Regions from separate parts of the Mus musculus genome. Here region 2 is linked to region 1. A link is a loop called in an ENCODE intact Hi-C map of the cell type or tissue named here. Cell type or tissue: heart. All regions are shown on one strand. Each heading gives the region's core, and the rest is flanking DNA. Links, peaks and the distances in the headings are about the cores only.

The links. Peaks named below come from ENCODE experiments on the same cell type or tissue, not always from the same donor. Only the 100,000 strongest peaks of a DNase experiment are listed, where the experiment ranks them.
Region 2: a loop joins it to region 1, with 3 times the contacts of the local background. A loop is called at or near these places in 12 of 42 quality-filtered maps.

The regions. Positions count from the first base shown.
Region 1 is chr11:49,982,017-49,992,820 of GRCm38, forward strand. No RefSeq gene overlaps it. Among named protein-coding and RNA genes, the nearest start is that of Rnf130, 38 kb to the right of the region's middle. In heart, for the core only: CTCF peaks have their summits at 4,355 (motif pointing right) and 4,555; no DNase peak of the experiment used is centred there; H3K27ac peaks cover 318 bases.
Region 2 is chr11:50,105,822-50,113,821 of GRCm38, forward strand. It overlaps a transcript of Rnf130 not described here. Among named protein-coding and RNA genes, the nearest start is that of Tbc1d9b, 22 kb to the right of the region's middle. In heart, for the core only: no CTCF peak of the experiment used is centred there; a DNase peak (open chromatin) is centred at 3,260; H3K27ac peaks cover 348 bases.

The DNA.
Region 1 (10,804 bases), core at 1,136-9,135:
CACTCGGTTGGTTAGGCACAAGGATCAACAGTCCAAGGCCAGCCTGGGCTACATACATAGCAAGACCGTATCTCAAAAAAATAAAATAAAATAAACCCTTTCTCCCTCCAGTCCCTTGGGGCTGGGGTATGGATCTCAGTGGTAAATGACTTGCCTACAATGTTCAAAGTCCTGAGTTCAGCCCACAGCACTTCAAAAACATTCTAATAATTTGAAATGAGGGTTCCCACTTCGATGCCCAGAACAAAGAGCCTGTGGTCTTGCCTAGAGCCACGTGCTGTTAGAAAAAGCTCTGTGGATAAGGTACAGAGTGAAGTAACTATATGTGGTGAAAATGACTTCTTCTAAATCCTCTAGAAATTATCTTACATCATGGAGCAACTCAAGAAAGTTTACTCAGGGAAGTCTGCACTTTGGAGATGGATCCGTGTGTAAAGTATTTGCTGGCCAAGCACGAGGACCTGAGTTCACATCAGCACCCAGGAAAAAAGCCAGGCATAGCAGCACATATCTGTGCACACCAGCACCAGAGGAAAAGAGACGGTCAGGTCCCAGGAGCCCACTGGCCAGACAGTCTAGCCAAAATGATGAACTCCAGATTCAGTGAATCACCCTGTCTCAAAAGAAGGAAGTGGAAGCCGGGCGGTGGTAGTGTTCATCTTTAATCCCAGCACTGGGGAGGTAGAGGCAGATGAGCTCTGAGTTCGAGTCCAGCCGGATCTACAGAGTAGCTGCCAGGATATCCAGGGCTACACAGAAAAACCCTGTCTCAGGAAGTCAAAATGAACAAACAAATAAATAAACCCTGTTTCTAAAAACCAAAATAAATAAATAGACAAACAAACAAATATGAATAAAGCAGAGGCTAACAGAAGACATCAAATATTGACATCTGCACTCCATTCTCATGTACAAGTACACCCAAACACACATCTGCATCCACATGCACACACACACACACACACACACATCAAAACAAAAGAGACAAGAAAATTTACTAAAACTGTATAAACTATGAGTCTTGTGACATTTGAACCGTGACCACTTCCTCTCATGAGCAACAACACAAGTCAACTCCAAAGGGCACAGCCAAGAACACAAAGCCCGACAGGATTCAGCCCTACAAAGAAGACAGGCTGCCAGGCTCTCCCACTGGGGGTCCAGCTCTACTAAGGTGCAGCCTCGACTGAGCAAAGCAGAGAGGTAAGGAGCCCTTCCTGCACACAGCCCCATGCAGAGAATAGATGGTCCTCGCTGCTTCCTCTGGGAGTGTCAGGGGCCCTGCTCACACTCACAGTAGCTCACCCATGTGGTGGAAATACCTTGCTGTGGAGAAAGGAAGGAAGGGAGGGAGGGAGGGAGGGACGGAGGGAGGGAGGGAGAGAGGGAGGGAGAGAGGAAAGAAAAGAGACAGAAAGATGTCCCATTTAGTATTCAACGCAAAAAGCAAGGGTGTCACCCTGAGAAAGGGGGCCATGATCAAGCTGTAAGCACAGGCGTCTCTTAAACTCTTCAAAGACTACTTCAAACCCAAGGATAATTTCAAAACCACTAAAGATCTCAGTAGCAAGAAATTAATAGAAGGCCACAGCTACAAAATCCCAATAAGCTAAGCGTAAGGCAAACAGCTTACCAAAGCAAATCACTGAAAAACAATGTAAGCCACAGGGAGCCCTCCTGGGATCTGAACAGCCTGCCCCTGGGACAGAGCCTGCACTTCAGCTGTCAGCCTTTGCAGCAATCCACGGCCCCAGACATTGTTGTGAACAGCAGACCTGTTAGACTTCAGTGAGCTGGAGTGTAGCAGCTAGATGCGATACCAGCAAAGGCAGACAGCTAATGGAGGGATGGGAGACAGTCACAGGGCTCACTGGGCAAGCCATTGTCCTTTCAGACTGACCACATACATGCCCAGGGCCATACTCTAAATGCCCAGTGCCCAAGTTAAAGTTAAAAGACATGAGTTCAAAACAAAACAGAACAGAAATCCCATGACATGAATGGGTGGGGTGAGGTGGAGTGGAGAAAGCAACAGAAACCACTGAGAGGAGGTGCCAGCTGTCATATATATGTTGAAATTGCCACTGGAGATCATACTTGAGAAATAACGGAAAGTCTGGTAGCAATAAAGTTTTTTTTTTTTTTTTTTTTTTTTTTGGTTTTGGTTTTGGTTTTGGTTTTTCGAGACAGGGTTTCTCTGTGTAGTCCTGGCTGTCCTGGAACTCACTCTGTAGACCAGGCTGGCCTTGAACTCAGAAATCCACCTGCCTCTGCCTGACAAGTGCTGGGATTAAAGGCGTGCACCACCATGCCTGGCCTAAAAGAGATTTCTTTAAATGTTGTTGGAGGTGGGCTGGAGACATGGGTCGGAGGGTAAGAGCACTTGACTTGCTGATTTTCCAGAGGACCCTGGTTTGATTCCCACTACTCCCATGGTGGCTAACAACTCTAGTTTCAGGAAATCAGTTGCCCTCTTCTGGCTTCTTACTGCATTTAGGTGGTACACAGGTAAAAACACCCATACACATAAACTAAAATTTTAAATTAAAACAAATGTTACTGGAGATTGGATGGTTACTTTATAGCAGAGCAGAGGTAAGAAAAAGAATCAGAAATCCTGGAGTTGGAAAGCTAGAAGGGTACCGAGCATACTATTTGAGAAACAGGGAAAAAAATCAAGAATAGTGAACAGAATCTCATAACAACATGTGGCACCATTCACTGCACTGGGATAAACATAATGGGAATAGCAGAAAGGGATATCAAATAGCAGGAAAATTATATCATAGTTGAAATAATAGCCTCAAACTGACAACATCGATGCACATGTCTAAAAGATTCAACAAACTCCACCCAGGATAGACCCAAAAGACACAACACAGGCAGACAGACAGACAGACAGACACACACACACACACACACACACACACACACACACACACACAGGAGACAGAGAGAGAGAACAGATCACACAGAGCACATACAGATACATACAGGAACACACATGCATGTTCATGTGTGTGTGCGTGTGTGCACATACACACTGTAGCAAAAGTACAAAACAGAAAAAGAAAGGTTTCAAATGAAGCAAGATAAAAGTGACTTACCATCTACAGGAGGACTCCAATAATATGAATGGCTGTGATATAATCATATTAGAGGCCATATGGCCAGAGAGATAGGCTGGAAGATGCTGGAGTTGGGGAGTGGCCTCTGGTCAAATGTGTGACAGTGTAAGGGTGTACTCCTCGGCTGTCTGTCACTGTGACAACATGCCTGAACTAAACCAGCCATCAGGAGGGAAGCCTTACTTTGGTTTGCCTCAGAGATTCAGACATGGCTGCTTGGCTCCTGTAAAAAGACAGAGTCGCAGCAAAAGCACGCAATATGCAAGAACCCACAGGCATAAGTTCCTTCCAAGTTGGCCCTACCCCCTAGAGGTTCTGCCACCTCCAAGAACACCACAGGCTGGCAGCCAAGCCTTTGGGCCTCTGGGAGGATATTGTAGCTTGTAGGAAATGTCCCCTGTAGACTCACATGGTTCCCCATTGGTGAGATGTTGTGGGGGTTGTGGGATCTTTAGGAGGCAGAACCTAGCAGGTGGAGGTGAGTCACTGGGGGACCGGCTTTGAGGCTCATAGCTTGGCCCTGCTCTGGACCTCTCTGTGTTCCTACTGTGTTCTGGCCACCCCCACTACCATGCCCTCCCCGTCATGGTGGTCAGTATCCTCTCAAACCGCAAGCCAAAATCCTTCTTCTATTTAGATATTTCGTTCAGGTATTTATCCCAGTGATGGAAGCCAGACAGGTAGCTGGTGTGTGCAGAGGACTCGGCTCTCACCTTATGGGTCTTTGAGAGCTATCACGATTTGAGTGTGAAGCATCCCTCCTGGGCTCATGTGTTTGAACACTTGGTCATCAGCTGGTGGTCCTAGTTCGTGAGGATATAGAACCTTTAGAAGTGAATCCTTGGAGACAAACCTTGAACACTGAACGGGGTCTCTGCCTGAGCCTCTGCTGTCATCACCATGAACTTTACCATGTCTTCCCCAGTAGGATGGAATAAGACGATGGTCAGAATAAGTCTTTCTTTATGTAAGTCACTTCTGTTCCATATTTTGTTGCGAGGATATAGGAAAAGTACCTCAGGGGCCATTGAAGAGTCATAGTTTCTGACAATCCTGTTATTTTGTAGAAAGGTGGTCAGTGTGTCAGGTGGAAAAGAAAAAAGGAAACCTAAGAACATGGTGAAGCCAGCAGGCGACCGCTGCATGAGAAGGAGACAGCATGGCCTTAATTATTAATATTTTATTTTTAGTTGAAATGTGGTGGGTGTACGAGTGCAGTACCCACGGAGGCCAAAAGAGGGCGACATATCCCCTAGAGCTGGAGTTATAGGCTGTTGTTAATTGCCTCAGTGTGGATGCTAGGACCAAGGTTTTAGATCTGAAGATATGCTGCAAATTGCTTTCCCAAATAGCTATGTCTCCAGCCAATCCCTTATTGGTGCTTTTCTGTGAAATGTCGCAGGCACCAGAGACATATGCCCTCTGGTTTTTTGCCAAATTTCCAATAAAGAGGCCAACCCATAAGCGGTAGCTTACACATTGATTTTCTTTTTCCTTTTTTTCTTTTCTTTTCTCTTTTTGTATTGCATTAAAATGATATCCTGATTGCTGAGGTCTGTGTGGCTTCATCAAGTCTATGCCCCTTCTTTTTTATTTTTATTTTTATTTTTAAAAAAACTATAGTTTTTTGCTATGGAGGCTTGCAGAGTGAGCAGTCCTATGTAGAGCCACCAGGAGGCACCCTCTCCCCATTGCCCCCTACACAGCTCCAGCACACGCTTGGGACACAGCCAAGGGTGTCTTGACCAGACAGTAGCTCCACTCTGGGCCCAAACCTAACGCCCCACCCCCCCACCCCCCAGTCCCCCGCTCCCACAATGTCCTGGAATCTATTCCCTCCTTTCCACCTTGCCCTTCCTGAGATCTGGTCTTACTGCCCAATCTCATGAGGAGATCTTTCTCCCTGCTTGCTTTTAGATTCGGCTTCACAGATGGAGGGCCCGCTGTAAAATGAAGGCTAAACAGTGACGGCTGATGGAAGTACTCCTTGCACACTAACTTCTTTCCTGAACTTTCTGCAAGGAGTGTGTGTGTGTGGGGGGGGGGTGCGCTGAATGTGTGGAGACTATGATGTCTGCCTGAGGCTTATGTTCCAGAAGGGACTTGGGTGACTGGGCCTGTCACAAACCTGGTGCAAAATTTAGTAGAGTGCCCACGACTCAGATTAATACGATTTTTCTTTTTTTTAATTTAAAGATACGTTCTTCCTATGTAGCCCTAACTGGTCTACAACCTGCCATAAAGAGCAGGCTGGCCTGGAACTTGAAATTATCCTCTTGTTTCTGGAATGCTGGGGTCACAGGCATGAGCCACTATGCCCAGCTGAGTGAAATATTTTTTAAAAAACAAAACAGAATCTTGCTGTGAGCTCAAATTGGCCTGGAACTTACAATCTGAGTGTTTGGGCCTTAGGAATGCTGGGATCGCAGGTCTGGGCTACCATGACAGATTGCAATTTAAAAAGAAAAAGTTAATGAAGAGTGAATCCACGTAGTACCATTTTTTAAATTATTATGCTATGAGAGAGGGCCAGCAGTATTACAGACCAGAGAGCAAATTTTTGGAGTCTGACCTCTCTCAGCCATGGGGTCCAGGGGTCAAATTCTAGCTACCAACCTTGTGTGTGAATCACTCATACCCCCTGAGCCATCTTGATGGCCCAAGGATCAGTATTTTCTAGCCAGGGTCACACATTTCCTTTGTCTCGGGCTCCAGTGCTCTGGCCTTGCAGTTGAAATGCTAATTACCCTGACTGGGACATTCCACATTTTACAGGAACATCAAATTATCATCCTGTACTCCATAAAAATGTACAAGTGTATCCCAATTAACTTGTTAAATTTTGTTTTTACATATTAAATTGTATTTCGTGTGTACGAAGGTGGTACACTCATGCCACAGTGCCAGTGTAGAGGTCAGAGGACAAGCTGCTGAGCTGTGGGAGTCAGTTCTTGCCTTCTACCAAAGGGGTCCAGAGGATGGAGCTCCAGTCAGCAGGCTCAGAGGTAGAGCCTTTACCAGCTGAAGCATCTTGAGGCTCTAATTCTTTAAATTCTTATTACGTGTGTGTGTGTGTGTGTGTGTGTGTGTGTGTGTGTGTGTGTGTGTGTGTGAATTCGCCATGAGTGCAGTGCCCATGGAGACCAACAAAGGTCATCAGATTATCTGGTAATGGTGTTACATGTTTTGTAAGCTGTTCCCTGTAGATGCTGGGAATGGAACTTGGGTCCTCTGAGCCATCTCTTCAGCCCTGCTCCTAAATTGTTTAAATATTGTTTATTTGGAAGTTGAGATATTTTAGCTTGCTTTGATTGCACCTGAAGCAAGGGCATCCCTCACTGCACTTGAGTGCTAGCCTCAGCAGAGACTGTGAGAATCCCAACATTAGCTTTCAGAAACTAAGAAAAGAGTTAGTGTTACCATATGACCCAACAACCCAAACTTATAAATATAAACTCCCCCAAAATGAAAACATGCATTTATGCAAAAACTTGTATATAAATGTTCATTGCAGCATTAACCCACAATATACAAAGCATGAGGGTGGAATATAGCAGTGCCATTCCCTGTGAGTCCAGCATTCAAACACAGGAGTCTATGGGGGCCAAACCTATTCAAACCGCCACAGGTAGAGATGGACACGCTCAGGAATTTGACACCATTGATCATTGCACAAGAAAGCCCTGACTATGTATGTTAAAGTTTTATGTTGCATAAAATGTCATAAGAATGAGATCTCAATTTAAGGGAAAACCAAATAATGTGTTGGAGGATAAACTATTTACGAAATCTCTGTGGTAAAGACACTTGATGGGGCCTGAGTGACAAGAAGGGGGCACATAGGGGTTCTACTGAGGAAAAGGACATTCTAAGCTAAGGCCCTAACCCTTGCAAAGGCCCAGAGCTGACAGCACCTGCTCAGACATCATCCGTTCACTCTACAAATAATATTCAACAAAAGCCAGCATTTCTCAATGTGTGGGGGGTCACATACCAGATATCCTGCATATCAAATATTTACATTACGGTTCATATCCATGGCAAAATTACAGTTATGGAAGTAGCAACAAAATAACTTTATGGTAGGGGATCAACAGAACGTGAGGAACTGTATTAGAGGGTGGCAGCGTTAGGAAAGTTGAGAGTGATGATTCTAATCTGTGCTGGGTACAATGTTTCAGAATAGATCAGGAACAAAACATGTTATAAGTTTTGGCATTGTGTTTTTTAAAAAGTTAAGCTAAGAAAGAAAACAAAGCAGGGCCGGTGAAGAGTCAGGGGTAGAGGAGCTCTGTCAAGGTTCTAGGGAAATTTCCCTGAAGTAATAATGTTTGAGCAACAAGGAAAGGGGATTTGCTGGGGTTGGAAACAGGGAAAGGGAATGCTGGGATTGGAAAAAGGGAAAGGGAATGCTGGGATTGGAAAAAGGGAAGGGGAATGCTGGGATTGGAAAAAGGGAAAGGGAATGCTGGGATTGGAAAAAGGGAAACGGAATGCTAGGAGTAGCCCTACAGATGGATGGAGGACAGGGCAGCAAGGGCCTGGGCCTCTGTGGATGGGAACAGTGAAGGAGGGTTAGAGGGATATTGTCAACAAGTAAAGTGAAAGCAAGACCACCCCCACCACTAATGACTACTTCTGGTTCCCAGAAGACATGTCCAGAAAAAAAACGGTAAAAGTGTATCTAAACAGGACCAGCAAGGAAAACAAGAGGACCCAGAGGCCCTGTAAACTACCCAAACCAGCGACAGTTGAGCTTAGCAGCCTTGGGGCCACTCCCATCCAAAAGGGAAAAACCTGCTAGCTACTTTCTCTTTCTCTGGGGCTCTTGTCTGTCTCTGGACTTGCATTCTTTGTTCCAGGGAGGGAACAAGCCCTGGCATCCTCTAGGTGACTACTAGCACCCCTCACTCTATACCCCCACCCCCACTACCTATCCCCAAATCTCTACTCCCTACCCCCCAAACTTCCCTCCCTAGCCCCCAACCTCCCACTCCCTATCCCCAACCCCTCCTTCCTAATCCTACCTCCACCTCCACTCTGCCTTCTCCCCTCCTTCTCCCCTCCCCTCTTTACAAGGGACTGTGAGCAAGGACCTGCTATGGCCTGCTAGGGCAGGAAGCAAACAAGATTCACAACTGGATCATCTCCCAAAGAGCAAGATGTCCTGACTGCTGTGGATTAAATAGCCTCACCCCTTATGCTGGCAGCTAACTTTATTGAGGAGGTGAGGTTAAGTTGGGCATAACTGTGCTTGCTCATGATTCCAGCACTCAGGGGACTGAGGCGGGAGGATTGCTATGAATTCAAAACCAGACTGGGCTACAGAACAAATACCACGCCAAGCCAGGCTGTGTGAGACCCTGACTCAATATACAATATCTTCTTGTGTCATGGAAATCCACATATGACGATTTATTGCAAGCAAGCAAAGAAAGAAACAAACAAAACCACTTCAGAAAAGGTTCGTTTAACAGACTTTAATTAAGCAAACAATATCTGGTGAATTGGGGGAGTCCACAAAACACAGATATGTTTGGAAAAACTGCCTGCAACATGGTCAGGTAGCATTTATGCATAGGAAGCATGGATGCGGTGTAGAGCTCCTTAATTGCTTATACATCTATGTTTGCCTGATTTGAGTGGGCTGGCAGCCTGTAAATGACTGGAGCCCGGGGCTATGAAACTTGAGTATTTGCTACGTTCATATATTTAAATGATAAATCACGGTGCAGATCATTATGAGGACTAGCGTACACAGGCATCCCGAAACCAAAATTAGTTAAGCACATTGTTGCCATTCAACAGTTCTGAACGGCTGAAGGTCCTGCTGTGCCAGAATTCTCTAATTCAGCTCGAAGGAACCACCACTGTGGCTCTCTGGCAAAGGCAGGAGCTCTGATCCCATACTCAGAATGTCGGCTCAGTAATCCAAGGCAGGCCCAGAAGTCGTGATCTTAACCAACGTAGGTGCTGGCAGGCCCCCCACACTAACAACACAGCTGCCCAGGTTTTCGCACACAGCACTCAAGCCAATGACCATGTAAAAGCATGAAGCGTTGAACGCAGACAGCAGGCGAGCCCCTTTAGCCTGGCAAGCACAACGGGTGCAATTTAGTTGACTGCTGGCAAACATTTAGAATGGGATAATTATGCAAAACTTGGGCTTCTAACCACTCCTGAAAGGTTTCCCTGTCTTCCAGCTCCTGCCTGGCTATCTATCAACGTTACACTTGTGGTCTCTCCCATGTCTGTGCAACACACCTGGGCTGTAGTCAATCCAGGCTCCTTTAGGACTACAGACTGGCAGGGTGAGAGACAACAGACCACCCTTCTCTGTTCTGGATGCCCAAAGAAAGCATCCCCCTGCCCCTCCGTCAAGGTGCAGGCATAATTAGTATGGAGTGAAAACCCACTTCCTGGTTCACGGAGAGGTGCCTGCTCACTGTGTCCTCGTGTCACAGGAGTGGGGGAGTTCTCTTAGATCTCTTTTGCTCTTATTTATTTTTATTTGCATTTATTTTTTTAAGACAGGGTCTCCCTGTTTAGCACAGACTAGCTTTGAGCTTTCAACCTCTGGCCTCAGCCTCTGGAGTGCTGGGATTATAGACCTGCACTGTAATATATACATAGTGCCCTCGGGTCTCTTTAGTAATAGCAATAATCTGTTATGAGGGCCTTACATTCACGACCATAATGACACTTCCCACGCATCACTTTCAGCTACCCCACACTATGCTTTCAGTATGTCCACCCCCCTCCCAAACTTCATAGTTAAAAAACTTTATTCTTCCAAGATGCTGATAGTATTTGAAAGTGGGCTGGAGGTGAGGCCATGAAGTGGGTATTAAATGAGGCCAAGAGGGAGGTGGGATTAGGTTTTGGGATGCTCCGTGAGGCTGTGACTACAGTCATAAGGAGGTCATGAGGTGAGCATTAGATGAGGCCCTAAGACTAGGTGAGATGAGGTTAGAAGGAGAGTTACATGAGGTCATGGGGTAGAGGTTACATGAGCTCTTGGGGTAAAGGTGGGATGAGGCCATGAGGTAGGGTTAGATGAGGTCATAGGGTAGATTAGATGAGGTCATCAGGAAGGTTGTATGACGCCATAAGGTAGGTAAGTCATAAGTGAAGTCATGAGTGGGCATTAGATGAGGTCACAGGTAGGCTCTCCATGATGGAGTTACTGGCTTTGTAAGAGCAGAGATCTGAGCAATATACCTGCTGCTTTCTCCCTATGTGATGCCTCCTGCCTCGCCATGGATACAGCAGGATGGTCCTCACCAGATGCAAGCATCTTGGCACTGGAGTTTTCCAGCCTCCAGAACAGTGAGAACTACATACCTCTTCTTTAATTCACCTGTGATAATCCACTATAGTGACACAAAAAGAACAGACTCCATCCCACTGTGGATTTGGCTTCAGTGTACAAACCTTCTACTGAACACAAGCCACTTTTGAAGTGTCATGAAATCAAGGTGCCTTAAGTTGAGCGATCTAAGGTAGGAACCCTCTGGGTTATTAGTATCACTCACTTTCATCTAAGGCACTTTAACATGAAGGAAAAGAGGGGGAACAAATCAATGGAAAGCTCTATCCAAACAGAGCCACTGCTAACTTCCTAAACATATCCTTTCAAAATTGTTCAATTTGTCTTGAGAGCAAATCATGTCTAC
Region 2 (8,000 bases), core at 1-8,000, 120 kb after region 1:
TTTATTACAATCTCCATGGTAGAAGGGAGAATTCAGTTGGTCAGCAGTGAGTGGGAAGTCGCTATAGGATTTTCTTACTCTCCATCAACTTGAGAAAGTAATCTGTCCGTAGGTTACGAGATGCTTTTACCCCGAAACTTTTAGATGGTGTCACGTTTCCCTGTACCTATTACACTGATCTTGTGGCATTTTGTCCCATATTAACATAGTATATATTGATTTTTTTTTTTTGAGACAGGATTTGGCAATGCAGTTCAGAATGACCTCAGACCTACAATTCTCTCAAGGTCTGTTGCAGCCAAGGCAAATCCCAGTGATTACACTTTTTCCATGCTCTGAACCAGCCTCACATTCCTAGGGTAATCTCACTCACAGAGTGTGTCGTTGCAGTGTGCTAGGACTGTCAGACGACTTCTTTAGTTTGTAAGATAAGCTTGGCTCTTTGCTCCGCTTTGGCATCGTTGTAAACGCTGATCTCACCAGCTCTGCCCTCTGTGTTAGGAAGAGTACAAGGGCCGATGGTCCTTCAGATGCTGAGAACCCACATGGTCCAGGCTCCTCTTCCTAGGAAGTTTCGGGTTTCTCTAGTGTGCTCCTGCACTTGTTAGGGTTCCTGCAATTGTTGGGGCTCACTTGCTCACCCCTCAACCTCTCATCCTCTCTCATGGCTCTGGTGGTCCTGGCACTGTGAACTTGACCAGGCTGAACCCACACCTGCCGCCTCCAAATGCTCCACTACAGATGTGCACCACCTGCCACACACAGCTGGCTGTTTTCCTCTCTAAAGTGAAAGATTAGGTTATTGATCTGAGGTCTTTGGGGAGTTTTTGGTATTTTGGGGGTTTTGTTGTTGTTTTATCTGGGAACAGTCTGTATGTGCCAGGCTGGACTGGAACTCATAAGCTCAGTGAACCTTACACTCAGTATCCTCAGTAGGCAGGTTTTGCATGCTTGGCTTCTTTTTAAAGTATAGGTGCTTATAGCCAAAAGTCTCCCTCTGAGTTCTGTCTCTTCTAGCCATACTTCTTTCTATTTACTGATTTCTTCTTCCCCCTGTGATTTCTTCAACACACTGATTATTTGGCAGTTATAGTCTTTAAACCCTATGTATTTATAGATTTTTTTTCCCAGTCTGTTACAAATTTCCAATTTTGTTTTAAATTCTTCCAGATACCTTGGTTGGTTGGTTGAAATAGGTGGAGAGCTTTCGTGCCTTTTACCCTGTTTACTGTACCAAAGCTTCATTACTAGCCCATCAGTCGCAGAGGGCGCTCAGCGCGCACCTGGGAGGATGCTGCTGTTGCTAGGCACAGTGCTGTGTGAGTGTCTGCTGTGTCGAATTGGTTAATGTGTTCAGTTCTCTTTTCCTTGCTTCTCTTCTGTCCCTTCTGCCCGTCATAGACTGTGAGCACTGACTCTTCACCGACTGTTGTTAAAATCCTCTGCTTCTCCCTATGTGTAGGTTTTACACACATAGGCTTGCATATTGGGTCATGCCATGCACATGGAATCAGAGAAATGTTTAAGCCACAGTTTGCTCTTTGCATTCCTACACACTGAGCTTCACTGGTTGGGGACCCTTAGTGGCACAGCTGTCAGCTGACCTTTGATAGCTTCCTCAGTATAGTTTGGTGAATTAGTAGCATGGTCCCTGCCACCTCATCTTATTCCAGTGGAATCAAAGTGATTCTGCCTCCGCTGTTCCCTCTCATTTGTGATCAGCTGTTGCTTTCAAAATAGTCATCAGAAAATGGAGGAACTCAAACAGCAGTGTTGCTGTTTCTGCTTGTTTAATGTAGCTCCTCTCTCCACAGAGTCTCCGTCTTTAGCATCACATACTGCTTCTCTAAAAATTAGTACTATTAAATATTTTTGCAAGAAATAAAGCATAATTTTTGGCAAGAACTAAAAGATAAAAAGGAATAAAGTTATAGGTTACGACTGGAAGTGTAGGTCATCAGTAACTGAGATAAGAATGTGGTATTTTGTATCTTAGATATTTAACTGTTTTCGTGTTCTAATTGTGATCTCAGTAACCAAGAAAGTGTGTGTGTGTGTGTGTGTGTGTGTGTGTGTGTTGTGTATTAAAATGTGTTTTTTGTTCCTTTGGGCCCAATACAGAATTAGCATCAAAATAAAATTGTTTATTTTTTATTAGTCAGGATATGCATAGTTAATATATAAAATTGAATAATTTTTTCACGTAGTATTTTAAAACTTAGAATGTGACCATGTTTAGGCTGATGTGGGTATTTCAGCTCTAAATCCTTGGGGAAGAACATACAGTTGTTTTCACTTTAGGGTTTTGTTTTTTGTTTTTTAAACCAAAAATAAATGTTTTAAAGACTACTTTGTGTCACAGAAGCTCTGGCATCAGTGGATTCAGAGTTGGGAGGTGTGTCTAAAGAGGAACTTGCAGAGTCTCCTGGTCCTGTGTCAGGCCAAAGGCAGCTGCAGCCACTAAGCCTGAGCAAGCCTCATTTCCCTTTGGCCAGCAACTTTCGAGCTTTAGACTTTTTAAATAGCAGAGAAAAGATTCCCAAGTGCCCTTCCCTGTTTTCCTTTGCAGTTGTTTGGTTTTACTATAGTAAATTCCTTATCCAGAGTTTAAGAATTGGACTTAACAGCAGCAGACAACTCAGAAACTGAGCCTTGACTGCCTTCTCACTCGCTCTGCTTATGTTGGGTGTGAATGTGCTGCAGCCCGGCTTGGGTCGGGGACAAGCAGCAGAAGCCTGTGGCACTAGGTTCCTGTCCAGGCAAAGTAAACTGAGCCTGCACCATCTCAGCGTTTTCCCTGCGCCACAGCTAAAGCTGGCCTGTGACCCAGTGTCCACTTTATGTTGATTTGATCTGCATTAGAATGTGCAGCAGGCAAGCATGAGACCCTGCCTGACTCACTGAGCTTCCTGCAGCCCCAGACTCCTCACCAATGTATATAGGCTACTGTAGCAGCATATAGGACTTGGGAGATTTGAAAAATTGTGTTAGTGAAGGTGCCTGGCTCAGTAGTTTCTGCAGATTTCCTTCCTTTATTTAAAAAAAAAAAAAAAAAAAAAAAAGCTGATCCTGCAAAGCCTTTCCTGGTATTGAAAAGGGGAAAGCCTTGTCAGGCATATTCAGCCTAAGAAAGTCTCTGGGCCACTAAGGTCTAACAGCTCATCTTCATTTCCTTCCTGTTCACAAAGTGAACACTGGGTAGGCCGAGCTGTGTTCACCACGAAGGTACAAAAGGTCACTCTATCGGGGAGAACTCACAGCCAATGCTTAGAATCTTAGAAAGGCTCACTCTTGCCTCCCACTGCTTTATATGAGGAAAGCTTTCTGTGGAAATCCGTGCTGCTTTTCTCCCCCGAGCAGGAACCACGAAGCCTAAGACACAGTGACGCAACAGCCTTCTGACTTACGATCATGAACCTTCTGTCACCTGACCTGGAAGTAGGGCCTGGACCAGTATCCAAGCCTTTAAAAAAAATGAGAATCAGCAGATATTGAACATTACTTTGTCTTTTAAAAGAAGATTCAAGATAATAGATTTGTAAACAACTGTTGAGTCTCAGAACACAGGTTTCCATAGTGAAGAGTTTGGGGGCTGTTTTTGTTGTTTTGAGCCAAGGCCTCCGGTAGTCCAAGTTAGCCTCAACTTTCGCATGTAGACAAGGGTGAGCTTGACCTCTTAAACTCCTTGTCCACTTCCTCCCAGGGATGGTGCTCAAACCCAGGGCTCCATGCATGCTAGTTCAGCACTTAGCAACAGATTGCGCTCCCCAGCCTTTCCTAACTAATTCTTAAGTTTTGTCAAATCTGAGTTATTTAGAGGGCTTATTGAATACCACTGAGCACAAGACTGTCTGCCTTCACTTTGCAATGTTTTTTTTTTTTTTAGTTTCATCAAAAGACGATAACAATGTTTGCATCTGCTTCATCTAACGACCCTGGAAAGCTGTTGAAATGCAATTAAATTTTGATTGTCTCAGAAGGTTACTAGGTCACTAGACTTACAGTGTAGAAACAGTTTTGGCTTAGGCTGAGTTAGGCACAGTGGGGTAGGCAACCAGCATTTGGGAAGCTGTGGTAGGAGGATCCTGGCTATATAGTGAAACCTCATCAAAAACAAATATTTACACATAAGGAAAATAATAACAAATGGAAAATCCAAGAGGAAATAGATAACAGAGAGGGTAATAGTGTGTAATTCTAAGTGATGATTAAAATACTAAAAATGTCTTACCACTTGTATGGTGCCCTTTTTATGGTAGACATCTGTGACCATGAGTCTAGAAAGGCTAGAAGCCAGTGCTCTAGGCCTTTCTCTCAAGAGCATCAAACTGAATTCAAGGAACTATAGACTGTCATGAATGGAGGACAAACGCACAGCCGAGTCAATCAAGCCCAAAGGCATTTCTTTAAAAAAGAAAATGAAATTAACGTCATTTCCTGATCAAGGAGACACCAACACCCAATACTAAGAATGAAGACATATCATGAATGCACACGTCAGAAACTGCAAAGAAACACAGGAGAAATGGTGAGATCCGGAGTTCTAGGGAGGGAGACGGAGAGCTGTTTGATGGCTTTAGAGCTCCAGGCTTGCAGACTGGAAAAGTCCTGGAAACTTCCTTCACCATGAAACATACATAAAAGTGCTCAAGATGTACAAACAGGTTTCTCAATGATAACGACACCAAATTCTGTTAGTACTTTGTACCGTGATTTTTTAACAGTAGCTGTGGGGGCTGGAGCAGCAGCTTACAGCACTGGCTATTCATCCTGAGGACCCGAGTTCAGTTCCCAGCAGCCATGTTAGGTGCCTCACAACTGCCTGGAACTCCAACTTCAGGAAGTCCAGTGGCCTCTCCGGCTTCTTTGGGCATCTGCACTTAATGTGGCATACTCTAATACGGACCCAAACGCATTAATAAAAATAAAACTTTTTTAAAGTAATGATAAAAATAACTGGAATTTTGTCAATAAATTCTGAAGATTAAATGTTGATCAATGTCTTTCGATTTAAAATTGATATGAGAAATAGGAAATTAAGTTCACCAACATCTAAATAATACATTGGACCCTTAAGTTAAAATCATTCTTCAAAGAAACCCCTAAGGTCAGAGTGGCTCTCAACCTTCCTAATGCTGCCACACTTCACTACAGCTCTCCACGCTGTGACCCCAACCATAGAATTGCTCCTTCCTAACTGCAATTGTGCCACTGTTAAGAATTGTAAATGTCTGTGTTTCCCAATGGCTTCTACTGGGGAGCTCTTTGTGATATTTAAGGGAGAGTAGGAAAGGGAAAAGCTTCCCAAGTATTTCTGTGATCCACATAGCATCAGGGCCAGTTGACCACAGCTGAAAGGAAAGAAAGGGGAGATAGGTTATTTAGCAAATATAGATGTGAATATTTGGTTTTGTTTTAATCTATCTGTCTGTCTGTCTGTCTATCTATCTATCTATCTATCTATCTATGGGTGTTTTGCCTGCATGCCTGGTGCCCAAGAGGACAGAAGGAGGCATTGGGTCCTCAGGTGGTTATGTGCTGCCCTGTGGGTGGGAAATAAAATCCAGTTCCTCTGGATGAGCAGCTGCCCCAGCTCCAAAGATCCGGGGGGTTTAAACAAAATATTAGTGGAAAGAGTCTTGATAGCATGTAAATAGGAAAACCTAAGAGTTTGTTTGTGTGTCTAAATCTGTACAGGTGCGTGTGCCTGTGTGTGTGCCTGTCTGCCTGTGCCTGTCTGTCTGGGTGTGCGTATGTCAGTATGTGTGACAATATGTGTATCTGAGTGTGTGGCTGTGTGTTTCTTCTGAAACAGGTTCTGTTGTTATCCCAGGCTTGCTTTGAATTTAGGACAGCCCTGTCTCAGCCTCCCAAGTGCTCAGATTACAGCTGTGTAGTACATACCTGACTCTGGCCATCTGTGGCTTTGTTTCTTTGAAAATGAGTACATTTGAAATAATTGACAGGAGCAGGGGGAGCGATTTTTCTTAATAATTATAGGAGAAAATGCTAAAATTTCCAAGATATTTCGTAAAGAAAATGACCCACAAAACCATGGCTTCCATTCCAAATGAATGTGTTGAATATACAGCAGGATTGAGGGAAAGAAGCGAACAGTGTACATCAGAAAGACAGTAGAGTGTTAGATCTGACACTTCCACTGTCTACTAGGCCTGACTGGAAAAGCCTGGCACCAAGTAGTTCACCGGGGTGAGTGACAAATAAGGAGGGTCCTAGGCAAAGTGTCCTCTCCTGCGTGAGACTTTCAGTCATTTCTTCCCACCATTGGTGCTCTTGCATCAAGAAATAAACAGTAACTGCTTTGCGCTGGACAATGGGGTGGTGTGTGTAGCAGCCCCGCCTCCAGAGCCAGTGTTTCCCTGAGCTTACATAGCACACAGCAATTTACTAAGGAAATGTCTATCACAGATGCCAGATCTTGACTATAGTGCATTTTTAAAATGACCACAAGCATAAGAACATGCTCCTTTCCAACTGTACGGAAGTAGGCCTACTGTGAGTCTCCTACCACACCGTCAGTAGCAATGTTAGCTACTATAGTAAGGCAAGAAAAAGAAATGAAAGGTATAAGTAAAAAGTAAGATGACTAAAACTACCACTGTCCACAGACAACCTAAGGAGAGAATCCTCGGCGCCTACAAACCAGCTCTTAAAATGAATACGCAAATTTAGCAGAATCAGTCACACATTGAGGTACCAAGCCAGGCCCAGTGGCATGAACCAGCTACCCAGGCTGAGGGAGGAGGGCCATCGGACCCAGAGCTCTGCACCCAGTCAGCAAGATCCTGTCTTATTTAAATAATATATCAACAGTAAGCAATTAAAAATGAAATTTTCAAAAAGATACTGCTTACAAGAGTATCAAGTAGACAGCCTGTGAAGGAATAAATCTGAAAGAGACGCAGGGCTTCTACACAGAGAGCTACTGTGCACTGCCGGGACATTCAAGGTGATGTAATAGAAGGATTGTCACAAGTTGGAGGAAGGACAAACTCAGTATTGTCTCATATTAATCTGCAGATCCCTGAAGTTTCTGTAAGATTCTAGGAGGCAAGTGTGAAGAGGCATAACTTGACAAACTTGATAATTTCTAGACGACAAGCAGAGGACTTACAGAGACTGCTAAGCCCATGCAATGCTGACCAGGAGCATCACGGGGTTAACTCCCGAACACTGCATCTAGGGACGCTTTGCAGCAAGAGACCAGCAGGGCCTGTGCAGGATGGCACCATGTCTGCTGTGTCTGCACAGGTGAAAAAGGAATCAAAATTCCTGCCATACTTGAAAATTTGGGCCCAAATGTGAAAGGCTACATGAACAACGAAACTTCCAGAAGGTAGAATTGAGTATCTTCAAAACTATGGGTTTTGGCTAAGAAGCAAAGAATTAATCATGACTTTAAAAGATACACAGGCCGAGGGCTGGAGAGATGGCTCAGCAGTAAAAAGCATTGCCTGCCCTTCCAGAGGTTCTGAGTTCAATTCCCACAGCCTTCAGTAGTGGGATCCAGTGCTCACTTCTGGTGTGTCTGAAGACAGCTACAGTGTCCTCATATAAATAAATCTCTCTAAACACTAAACACACACACACACACACACACACACCGAGCCAAGCAGGTAGTAAACAATTTACTATCAGCATTCAGAAAGCAGAGGCAGACAGATCTCTGTAAGTTTGATGCCAGCATGGTCTACATAGTAAAATTCCAGAGCAGTCAGGGCTAAGTGGAAAGAGACTGTGTTAAAAAAAAAAAAAAATCAATGAATAAAAATGTAAAAAAGGACACAGCAGGTGATGTAATAGACAAGTTGATCCACATTCTTTACTTCCTTGGCAAAAGCAGCTTCCTGCCTCTCCCTGAAATTTGTGGGGTGTGTGTGTGTGTGTGTGTGTGTGTGTGTGTGTGTGTGTGTGTTCAATGAAGCCAGGTTAATGAACTAAGTGTGAACATTCTTAGCCTCTACTCTTATTTGGTGCTA